Linked DNA regions of Homo sapiens: region 1 is linked to region 2. A link is a contact called in ENCODE Hi-C or POLR2A ChIA-PET data. All regions are on one chromosome and are shown on one strand. The core of a region is the stretch at or near the end of the contact, and the rest is flanking DNA. Distances in the headings are between cores, read along the strand shown. Region 1 overlaps C5-OT1 (C5 3' UTR overlapping transcript 1). Region 2 overlaps STOM (stomatin).

What was found. Hi-C counts contacts between places; a loop is a spot of excess contacts on that map. ChIA-PET counts read pairs that join two places held with the same protein, here RNA polymerase II (POLR2A). Pooled maps may share reads with other maps.
Region 1: a loop to region 2 is called in a pooled map, with 4 times the contacts of the local background. The contact joins two enhancer-like sites. A Hi-C loop is called at or near these places in 3 of 37 single-sample maps with no recorded cell type and 8 of 50 pooled maps. POLR2A ChIA-PET finds 5 or more read pairs at or near these places in 2 of 52 experiments (BJ and GM12878).

The regions. Positions count from the first base shown.
Region 1 is chr9:120,942,945-120,947,941 of GRCh38, reverse strand. C5-OT1 (C5 3' UTR overlapping transcript 1) reads left to right here. Exons shown (of 2, transcript NR_148450.1): 2 at 4,433-4,997. Among named protein-coding and RNA genes, the nearest start is that of C5-OT1, 7.4 kb to the left of the region's middle. RefSeq lists an enhancer at 3,047-3,096. Within about 2 kb of position 3,366, at least 3 of the 41 ENCODE cell types and tissues checked have a DNase peak (open chromatin) inside an H3K27ac peak, as active enhancers do.
Region 2 is chr9:121,352,275-121,357,627 of GRCh38, reverse strand. It overlaps STOM (stomatin), which reads left to right. Exons shown (of 7, transcript NM_004099.6): 2 at 1,472-1,575; 3 at 2,955-3,027; 4 at 4,326-4,408. Among named protein-coding and RNA genes, the nearest start is that of STOM, 15 kb to the left of the region's middle. RefSeq lists an enhancer at 3,406-3,625. Within about 2 kb of position 3,168, at least 11 of the 41 ENCODE cell types and tissues checked have a DNase peak (open chromatin) inside an H3K27ac peak, as active enhancers do.

The sequences.
Region 1 (4,997 bases), core at 2,117-4,616, 410 kb after region 2:
AAACCATTAGACTAGTTAAGATCACTAAGGATGTGAATACAGACAGAGGAGTGGAAAAAAAGAAGACCAAGGATAGACATTTTGAGCATTCCAAGATGAAGTTATTAGAGAAAAGAGATAGAGGATCCATTGAATTAGGAGAAAAAACAAGAGATGAGGTCCCCTCAAGCCAAACAAAAGAAAGAGGTTCTGGGAGGAAGAGTGTTGAACTGTATCAAATGCTTCAGAGAGAAGTAAGATGAAGACTTGGCTGTTGGGTTTAGCATTGGTGACTTTGACAGGGCAGGTTGGGTGGAGTAGTGGGAAGAATAGCCTGAATAGAGTGATTTAAGAGTAGATAGGAGGAGAGGATTTGGAGACAGGGAGTATGGACAACTCATTCAAGGAGCAAAGAAATGGATTGAGGGGAGTAGAGTGAAGGAAAGTTTAAGACGGAAGAAATAACACATTTGTGTTCTAAAGGGAATGACTCAGTAAAGAGTAAATAATTGACGATGCAGGAGAGAGAAAGGAGAACTACTAGAGTAATGTCCTTGAAGAGGTAAGAGTGGATAGGATCTGGAGCACAAGTGGAGGACTTGGCTTTAAATAAGAACATGACTAGCTCACCTATGCCAGGGGTCAGCAAACTTCTGTAAAGAGCCATGCATTAAAATAACTGTAATATTTTAGGCTTTGTGGGCCATAATTCTCATAAGTCTCTATTGCAACTGCTCAACTCTCTCATTGTAGCACAAATGCAGCCATAGATAATGCAGAAAAGAATGGGCATGGACTAGGCAGGCTGGATTTAGCCCTTGGGCAGCAGCATACCGATCCCTGATCCATGACCCATGGTTGTAGGCAGAGAAGCTGAGCACATGCAGCAGACGCTGGCAAGGGGTAGATGTGGTGAGAGTCTGTGGAAGTCCCTTTCTCAGAGAAGTAGGATGAAGATCATCACCTGAGATGGAGGATAGGGAGGAGCAATTGGAGGTGTGACGGGAGGAAAGAAGGGTGAGACAGTTATCTAAAAGAGAGGGAGGCTGAACCAACTAAGGACTTGTAATATATTTGCTTCTTCGTATTAAGGGTCCACTTGAAGTTTCTAGTCATGAATTTAAAGTGGGACTGATCAGCATGGGTTGTGGGATTTTCTCCAGCCACATACACATCCTTTTCAGAATCTAATGAAAGCTATAGACTTATCAATTCCCTCCAATCAAGACAACCAGGAATACCTGGAACTGAACAAGTTTCAGTTTATTGAGTCTTTGCAACAAGGGAGAACACACACCATGGGGACCATAAGGCTTCTCGGTGAGAGTGCATTAGAAAAGCCTTATTATAGGATTTGTACTTGTGATAGAGTATTTGGGAGGAGCCTCAAAGAAATGGAACTTTACTCTGGATTGGATGCTTTCAGGAAGCAGGGGCAATCCTATGACCCAGTATCTTATTTCTTTTCTAGCTGGGAGGAAAAGTAGCAGCACTTACTCACTTTAGCCAGGAAAAGGGTGTGTGTGGTCATTTTTGTGGTTTGGACAATGTTCTTGTTTTTATATCCTGCTCAAACATGATTATAGAGTAGTCGTTTTTAGTATGGATCCATTTTGTCTGATGTTGATGTTCTATGACATCAGACACAGAGAACACCCCAGCCTGGCTCTGGGCACCAGACTGGCTCCCAGGGACACCGAGGCCTCACGCCAGTTGTCCAGGGCCACTCTTCTCTTTCACAGACCCCTGTCCCAGAAACATGCACATACACACACCATGCTCACAGCCTCATACCTGACAGAGGCCCCCCGCCACCAAAATTCCACTCCTTCTCTGTTTCCATCATTATAGTCAGATATGTGTATGTTACATGCACAGTCATGAATTATACAAATCTAAAATGCCCACACCAGAAAGGACCTAGAGCTCATCTCATCCGATTCCTTCATTTTTTGCCTGTGAACATGGAGGTCCAGAGGAGCAGCTTGTCTAGGATTATGGTGCTGATAAATGGAAAGGCCAGGACAGAAGCCCAAGTGAGGCCTCTGAACACCGCATTCTTCCCACCACTGAGATGAGCAGGAGTTACAGAGACACCAGTTTTGGCTCCCTGTGAAGAAGCATTTTCTTATAGCCATAGCCATTCAAAAGTAGAGTCAGGTCCAAGTTCCTTATTGCTGGGGCCATCTGAGCAGAGTCTAGCTGCCACCTTCCAGGGATGTTTCTGGGCAATTCAAGGTAGGGGGCTTAATGTCCCTTCAGTGCTGAGAGACTTTTAATAGTCAAGAAAACATCTACTTGACTGCTTTAATAAAAAGGTGAAGTTTTCACATCTGAAAAACAGAAGTACTAATAATACCCAAGTCAGAGGATTTCTGCAAGGCTCAAATGAGATAATACAGATAATGCACATAAAATGATTAGCACAGTGCCTGGCACAATAAAAGTAACTTGTGGCTGGGTAATAATACCTCTCTGGCACACTAGAGGTGGTAAATTCAATAATTTTTTACCTGTGAACATCCTACTTAGATTCATAAAATATTGACATTTAAAGATCCTCTAGAGATCATCTCATCAATGCCTCCCCATTTCACAGACCAGGAAGCAGGCCCAGGGAGGAGCCAGGACTCACCAAGAGGGTTCCACAACAGAGCTGGGGCTAGAACCCGCAGCACCAGGCTCCTCTGCCTTCCTATATGCAGCCTGGTGTCTCCTCAGGGCCTAATAGAAACATTGCCTGCAGGGGCAAGCAGAGACCCGAGCCTGGTGGTGAGGGCCAGGGCTAACATGTCTAACAGATGAGTTGGGAGCAATCAGAGGGTTTTGGTGTTGTTGTTGTTAGGCTGGAGGGGTGTGTGTGTGTGTGTGTGTGTGTGTGTTGGTGTTGGAAGGGTGGTCGGTGGGAGGGGGGTTGAAACTGAATGAGACAAGAGAAATTGGAGTTAAGGAAAGGATTGTTTGGCTTAATAATATATTTTCCAAATAAAGAACCTTTAGGAAATTAGAGCCAGGACTAGACTGTAATTCTCTGAGGGCAAAGGAAGAGGAAGGGAAAGGAGATATGCTTAGAGTTGGAGGAGAAGGCAGAAAGGTTTCCTGAGTCTGTTAGGGCCTTGGGGCAAGGCTGGTCGTCATTCATCCTCTTCTTGCCTCCTCCTTTCACCTCTAAAGGCGAAAGGCCAAACTGTGGTCTGTTCATTAAATAAATGCTGGGTGTCGAAATTAAAATGGCTCACTGATTTGGCTATGTTGTGTGTGTGTGACTGACAGACAGAGAGAGAAAGGAGGAGTTAGTATGGGGAAGTGATACAGTGAAGAAGTAAGACATTGAACCATGAAACAGAGGAGCTGCCCTGACTTGTGGCCTTGGGAGAGTTCCTGAACCTCATCAAGTCTCAATTTGCCCATCTAGAAAGCGGAAGTAACATTATCAGCCCTAATGGGTTATAATGATTAGGAAAAACACCTTAGTGCCAACTCAGGAGCCCACAATCTGTGGCAGTCAGCTGGAGTGTGATTTCCAGCTGTCTTAACTCTCTAGGCCTCAGTTCTATCTTTTAAAAATAATGAAAGAATTTCCCCCAACCCAATTTACAGATTTGTTGCAAGGATGAAATAAGATCCAACAAGTGAGAGAAATTTTAAAATGTAGAATCTTGCACAAATATAAACATAGCATTAAAAACAAAAAGCATCTTTGTGCTAAGATACCATAGACAGAGACTGCCTGGTGTGCTTTTTTAAAAATTGGGAAAAGACCACTATCTTAAAAAACAACCTCCTCCAGTGCCTCGAATTTTCCCATTTGCCTTCCTCTTTTGGTCCTCAGGACTGTCAGCCTTAGAACAATGCTATACAAAGTGTGGTCCCTGGCCGCCTGGGAGTTTGTCAGGAATGCAAATTCCCAGACCCCACCCCAGACCTACTGAAACAGAAAATCTTGGGAGCAGAGCTCGGAGATCTATATTTTAATAAGATATCCAGGCCTGGCGTGGTGGCTCACGCCTGTAATCCCAGCACTTTGGGAGGCCGAGGCAGGTGGATCACGAGGTCAGGAGATCGAGTCCATTCTTGCTAACTCGGTGAAACCACGTCTCTACTAAAAATACAAAAAAATAGCCGGGCGTGGTGGCGGGTGCCTATAGTCCCAGCTACTCGGGAGGCTGAGGCAGGAGAATGGCGTGAACCCGGGAGGTGAAGCTTGCAGTGAGCCGAGATTGCGCCTCTGCACTCCAGCCTGGGTGACAGAGTGAGACTCCATCTCAAAAAAAAAAAAAAAAAAAATCCAGGAATATTATAGGCATGTTAAAGTTTCAGAAGTGTTGTTTAAGAGCTTGTGAAAGTGCAGGTTCTCATTCTATAGGTCTGGGATGGGTCATCCTGTTAACTTTTGTACGGTTTTAATAATTTTTCTTTTTTTCTTCTAATTACCATAATTTTATAATTACAGGTTGAGCATCCCAAATCTGAAAATCCAAAATCTGAAATGCTTCAAAATTTGAAACTTTTTGAGTACCAACATGACACCACAAATGAAAAATTCCACACATAAGTACTTAACACAAACTTTGTTTCATGTAAAACATTGTTTAAAACATTGTATAAAATTACCTTTAGGGGATGTATATAAGGTATACATGAAACATAAATGAATTTTGTATTTAGACATGGTCCCATCCCCAAGATATCTTATTGTATGTATATGCAAATATTCCAAAATCTGAAAAAAATCTGAAATCTGAAACACTTCTGGTTCCAAGCATTTTGGATAAGGATTACTCAACTGGTACCTTAGTCTGATTAATTTATTCTCAGCTTCTATGTATTAGTTCTTAGGGATTCTTTTTTTTAACTTCACCTTTTTTGTAATGTTCCTAGCAAATGTTATTCATGTTATTTCACTTTTTAAAAATTATGCCATTGCTCTAGTGGCGGAGCAGGAAGCAAAGGAATACAGGGCCAGCATGCTGCTGAATGGGCCTGGCAGCAGCAGAACTACGTGAAGAGGCCTCTGT
Region 2 (5,353 bases), core at 1,919-4,418:
CATCTGTACTAAATACAAAAAGTAGCCGGGTGTGGTGGCAGGTGGCTGTAATCCCAGCTACTCAGGAGATTGAGACGGGAGAATCGCATGATCCCAGGAGGTGGAGGTTGCAGTGAGGTGAGACTGTGCTGCTGCACTCCAGCCTGGGCAACAGAGCAAGACTCTGTCTCAAAAAATAAATAAATAAATATATATATATATATCATTTAAAAATATGGTGTGTACACTAGGAAAATTTTCAAAGAATATACCAAAATACCTCTGAATTTAAAGTAATTTTTCCCTCCTTTGTTATACTTCTGTGAATTTTTTGCATTATTACCTTTGTAATCAGACGGAAAAGCTGTTGCATATTACAGGAACAGGAAACAATTAGAAATGTGAGAGGAAAGCCGTGTACAAAGATGTTCACTACAACACTGTTTATAGCACTAAGAAATCAAACAACCTGTGTAATCAGGAAGTGGGCAATAAATGATGCTGCATAAACCTAGTGAAATATTTTACAGGTGTAATTTTTAAAAAGAGGCTCTAAACAACTTTATACTCATATCATATGGTTTTCACCTTTATTCGTACTGTACTCCTAGCTAAAATGCTCTAATGCCTTTTCCCTCTTTCCTTTTTCTTTTCTTTTCTTTTCTTTTGACAGATTCTTCCTCTGTTGCCCAGGCTGGAGTGCAGTGGTACAATCTTGGCTCACTGCAACCTCCACCTCCTGGGTTCATGCAATTCTCCTGCCTCAGCCTTCCCAGTAGCTGGGATTACAGGCACTCACCACAACGCCTAGCTAATTTTTGTATTTTTAGTAGAGACGGGGTTTTATCATGTTGATCAGGCTGGTCTTGAACTCTTGACCTCAAGTGATCCACCTGTCTCGGCCTCCCAAAGTGCTGGGATTACAGGCGTGAGCCACGACGCCCAGCCTCCACTTTCTTTTCGTCGATATTTTCTTACTATTACATCCTTCAGGAAACCCTCTGACAGCCACCTGAATCACCTCCCCGCCCCATTCCTTTCTCACCTCCATCCTAACTGCGTGAGTTAACTCATTCTGTGTCTTCAAAATATTCTGAACAGATACTCTATATCTGTACTTACCACCTAATATTATAATTATGTGTTTGTCTGACTTTCCCACTAAACTTTAACCCTGAAAGCTGGGATTGGGTCTTACTCATTGTTATCATTTCAGTACAAAGCAGAGGGCCTAATAAATAGTAGATGCTTAATAAATGTTTGCTGAATAAAGTAATGAGTAATGTGGAAATATACTTGTGTTATGACATCACATAGATAAGGGAAAGTAGTACTTACACTTCAGGGCTGTATGAGGATTAGATGGGGAAATTCATGTAAAACAGCTGGTGTAGTGCCAAGCACATAGGTATTCAGCGAATGGTAAGGATGAAGATGGTGGTGATTATGCTAGTAACAGTTGTGAGAGTTGTATATTTTTTGTTTTCAACAGACAGCCCCAGTAAGGGCCTTGGACCTTGCGGATGGATTTTGGTGGCGTTCTCATTCTTATTCACCGTTATAACTTTCCCAATCTCAATATGGATGTGCATAAAGGTAAAGAACATTTCATTCACTTCTGGGAAGGGGTCAACTCCTACCTCCATAAACCTACTTCGTGTGTGCCTGTGTGTATGTGAGAAAGAAACAGACTGTCTCTCTCTCTTATAATTCTTATTTCTTCATCTTTCTTTGGAAAATTTATTCTTCTACCCACCTATTAAAATGGAACCTTAAAACTTCTTTTCAGCCATTGCCCTTCCCCGTGGGCTAAAGTAAGTTTCACCATCAAAAATTTCCTGGGGCCAGGGATGTGAGATGGTTCTGAGAGAACAAGTTCTTCAGAGTTAGGATGATAGGGTTTGACTGCTGGCTTTACTGTTTATTGTGTGACCTTTGCTGTTTCCTCACCTGTAAAATGGGAGAAAGTAACAGTACCTACTTCATAGGAGTGTTGCGAGGATTAAATGAATTATGTGTCTAAATGTACTTATCACAATGCCTGGCACGTCATAAATACCCTCAGTGCTCGTTATTTTTTCTACAAAGTTGTTAATACTTTGATATATGACTATTATTTACATATTTCTAAGAAGATAAAATATGCTCCAAGCATTTTCAGATCAATTTATTCTTAAGGGAATCAGAAGAAAAACTGTGAAGACTTCAGCTTTTTGTGTTTCTGAATTAACAATGCATGAGTAATTTTTTTTTTTTTTTTTGAGCCAGAGCCTTGCTCTGTCGCCCAGGCTGGAGTGCAGTGGCGCGATCTCGGCTCACTGCAACCTCCGCCTCCCAGGTTCAAGCGATTCTTCTGCCTCAGCCTCCCGTGTAGCTGGGATTATTATTATTATTATTATTTTTTTTTTTTTTTTTTTGAGACGGAGTCACCTTGTGGCCCAGGCTGGAGTGCAGTGGTGCGATCTCGGTTCAAGTGATTCTCCTGTCTCATCCTCCCTTGTAGCTTGGATTATAGGCACCCACCACCATACCCGGATAATTTTTGTATTTTTAGTAGAAACAGGGTTTCACCATGTTGGCCAGGCTGGTCTTGAACTCCTAACCTCCGTGATCTGCCCACCTCGGCCTTCCAAAATGCTGAAATTACAGGCGTGAGCCACCGTGCCTGGCCTGCATGAGTAACTGAATAACAATGTTAACAGCTGAGGAGTGAGGTTATGGATTTGTTTCTGTATACTATTCTGTCCTTCCTAAATTTATACAGTGAATATCTATTGCTTTTGTAATCAGTAAGAAAATAATAAATAAGCTTTGAGAAGGTAAACATTGGACATGTGATTTATAGATATGATCTGGTTCTAAAGAAAAAAGATGAGGCATCTAATCTGTTTAGAGCAGAAATATATATTTAAGAAGCCATGCATGTATATATTTGTACTCTTCATGTTAAATTATTATTCATGTTTTTATTCTAGATTATAAAAGAGTATGAAAGAGCCATCATCTTTAGATTGGGTCGCATTTTACAAGGAGGAGCCAAAGGACCTGGTCAGTACTGGGATTCTAGATTGTTTATCTGAAAACTAAAGTTCTTTTTATTTTTTTTATTTTTAGGTAGTTGTTTTTTTAAAGACAGGGTTTCATTCCGTCGCCCAGGCTGGAGTACAGTGGCATGCTCATGTCTCACTGCAGCCTTGAACTCCTGACCTCAAGCAATCATCCCACCCCAGCTTCCCAAAGCACTAGGATTACAGACGTGAGCCACCGTGCCCAGTCTAAAATTTTTTTATTGACGTGATTTCCCTTATGAGGGCCTCTTCTACTCTGTCTTAGATAAGAGTTCATGTAGCAGGAGTTGTATAACAATAGCAGTGGTTCTAGCCAATCTTTTGTTACCCTTTCCTTCCTACCCTTCCCCTCCCCTTCCCATTTGAGCTGATAAGATTACCACCTAGGCCAAGAACAGTACAGCTATACAAGTTTGAGCATGAGAATCTCTACCAAAGAAAGACTTTCAGTCATTCATTTGGCAAACTTCAATTAAGCTCCTACTGTGTTCCAGGTTCTGGGAATTCAAGGGAGACTAAAACACAGTCCCTACCCTCAAGGATCTTCCTATCTAGTGGTAGGAACCAACAAGGAAACAGATAGCTACAATCCTATGTGATAAGTATTATGATCAAGTACTCACAGAGAGCTGTGAGAAAAGAGAAAACCAGAGAAGTGTTACTGATCTGAACTAGTCGTAGGCTGAGTCAAGGCTTTCTGGAAGTTACATCTTGACTGAGTCTTGAGGTCTGAAAAGGTGTTAACCAACAGGAGGTGTTTGCGGCGGAAATAGCAACATACACAAAGCAACAAAGAGGAGAGTATTGCAGATTCAAGAAACTGCAAGTAGATCAGTCCAGCAAGAGTGCAGGGTGTGAAGAGAGAGGAAGTGGCTGAAGAGGGGAACAAAGGCGGGTTATGCAGGACCATGCGTGGGGGAGGGTTTGTATTTTAGGGGGGATTGCTCGGCTTGCAGCTTAGGAAATAGATTATAGGAGAGAAACTACAAAAAATAGAAAGATGGCCTGGGAAACGATTGCATTGGTCCCAGTGGGGCGGTGGGGAGAAGAGTGATAGCAACAGTAGATTAAGGAAATGAACTCCACAGACCTTAGTGGAGACAGTCAAATGTGGGAAGTAAGCAAGAGGAATCAAAGTTATCATTCCTGGCTTCTGGCTCATTCACGAAGATGAACTGGTGACTTTTCAGTTCACTAGGTTGATTTTCTTAAAACTGAATGGAGAAGTGAACTGATTAGGTTGCTGGTGTCTGTATAATGTGTGTATCTTTGTTGCAGGTTTGTTTTTTATTCTGCCATGCACTGACAGCTTCATCAAAGTGGACATGAGAACTATTTCATTTGATATTCCTCCTCAGGAGGTAAGGTTTTCTTTGAATAACTGAGGTATCATATGTGAAAGTGCTTTACAATGAGGGACAGAATAGTTAGAGTGTAGGCTTTATTTATTTATTTATTTTAAATTTTTGTTTGTTTGTTTGTTTGTTTTAATTGGAATCTTGCTCTGTCACCCAGGCTGAAGTGCAGTAGTGTGATCTCAGCTCACTGCAACCTCCGCCGCCTGGGTTCAAGTGATTCTCGTGCCTCAGCCTCCCGAGTAGCTGAGACTATAGATGTGCGCCACCACGCCCGGCTAATTTTTTTGTATTTTTAGTAGACACGGGATTTTGCCATGTTGGCCAGGCTGGTCTCGAACTCCTGACCTCAGGTGATCCGTTCTGGCCTCCTAAAGTGCTGGGATTACAGGCATGAGCCACCGTTCCCTGCCAGAGCACAGGCTTTAGACCTTGACTGCCTTCAGCATTTCTAGCTCAGTGACCTTAAGCAAGTTCTTTAACTTTTCTGTGCCTCAGTTTCCTCATCCAGAAAATAGACATTTGTAATAGTAAGAACTACTGTATAAGGTGGTTCTGAGAAGTGAGATATATGTGCCAAGTGCTTAGAGCAATGGCTGACAAATAGTAAGTGCTATATAAGTTCTTACTGTTACTATTACAGTTGGCCCTTTGCATGCATGGGTTTTGCATACAGGGATTCAGCCAACCGCAGACTGAAAATATTAGGAAAAAACTCCACAAAGTTCCAAAAAGCAAAACTTGAATTTGCCATGCATCAAGCATGGCATTGAATCCACATGAATAAAGTGATGTGTAGGTATTGTATTGGATAATAGAAGTAATCTAGAGATGATTTAAAGTGTACAGGAAAATGTACATAGATTATACGGTTGGCTCCATGGATCAAAAATATTTAGGGAAAAAAGCAATTGACAATGATACAATAATACAAATTTTTAAAAACGGTGT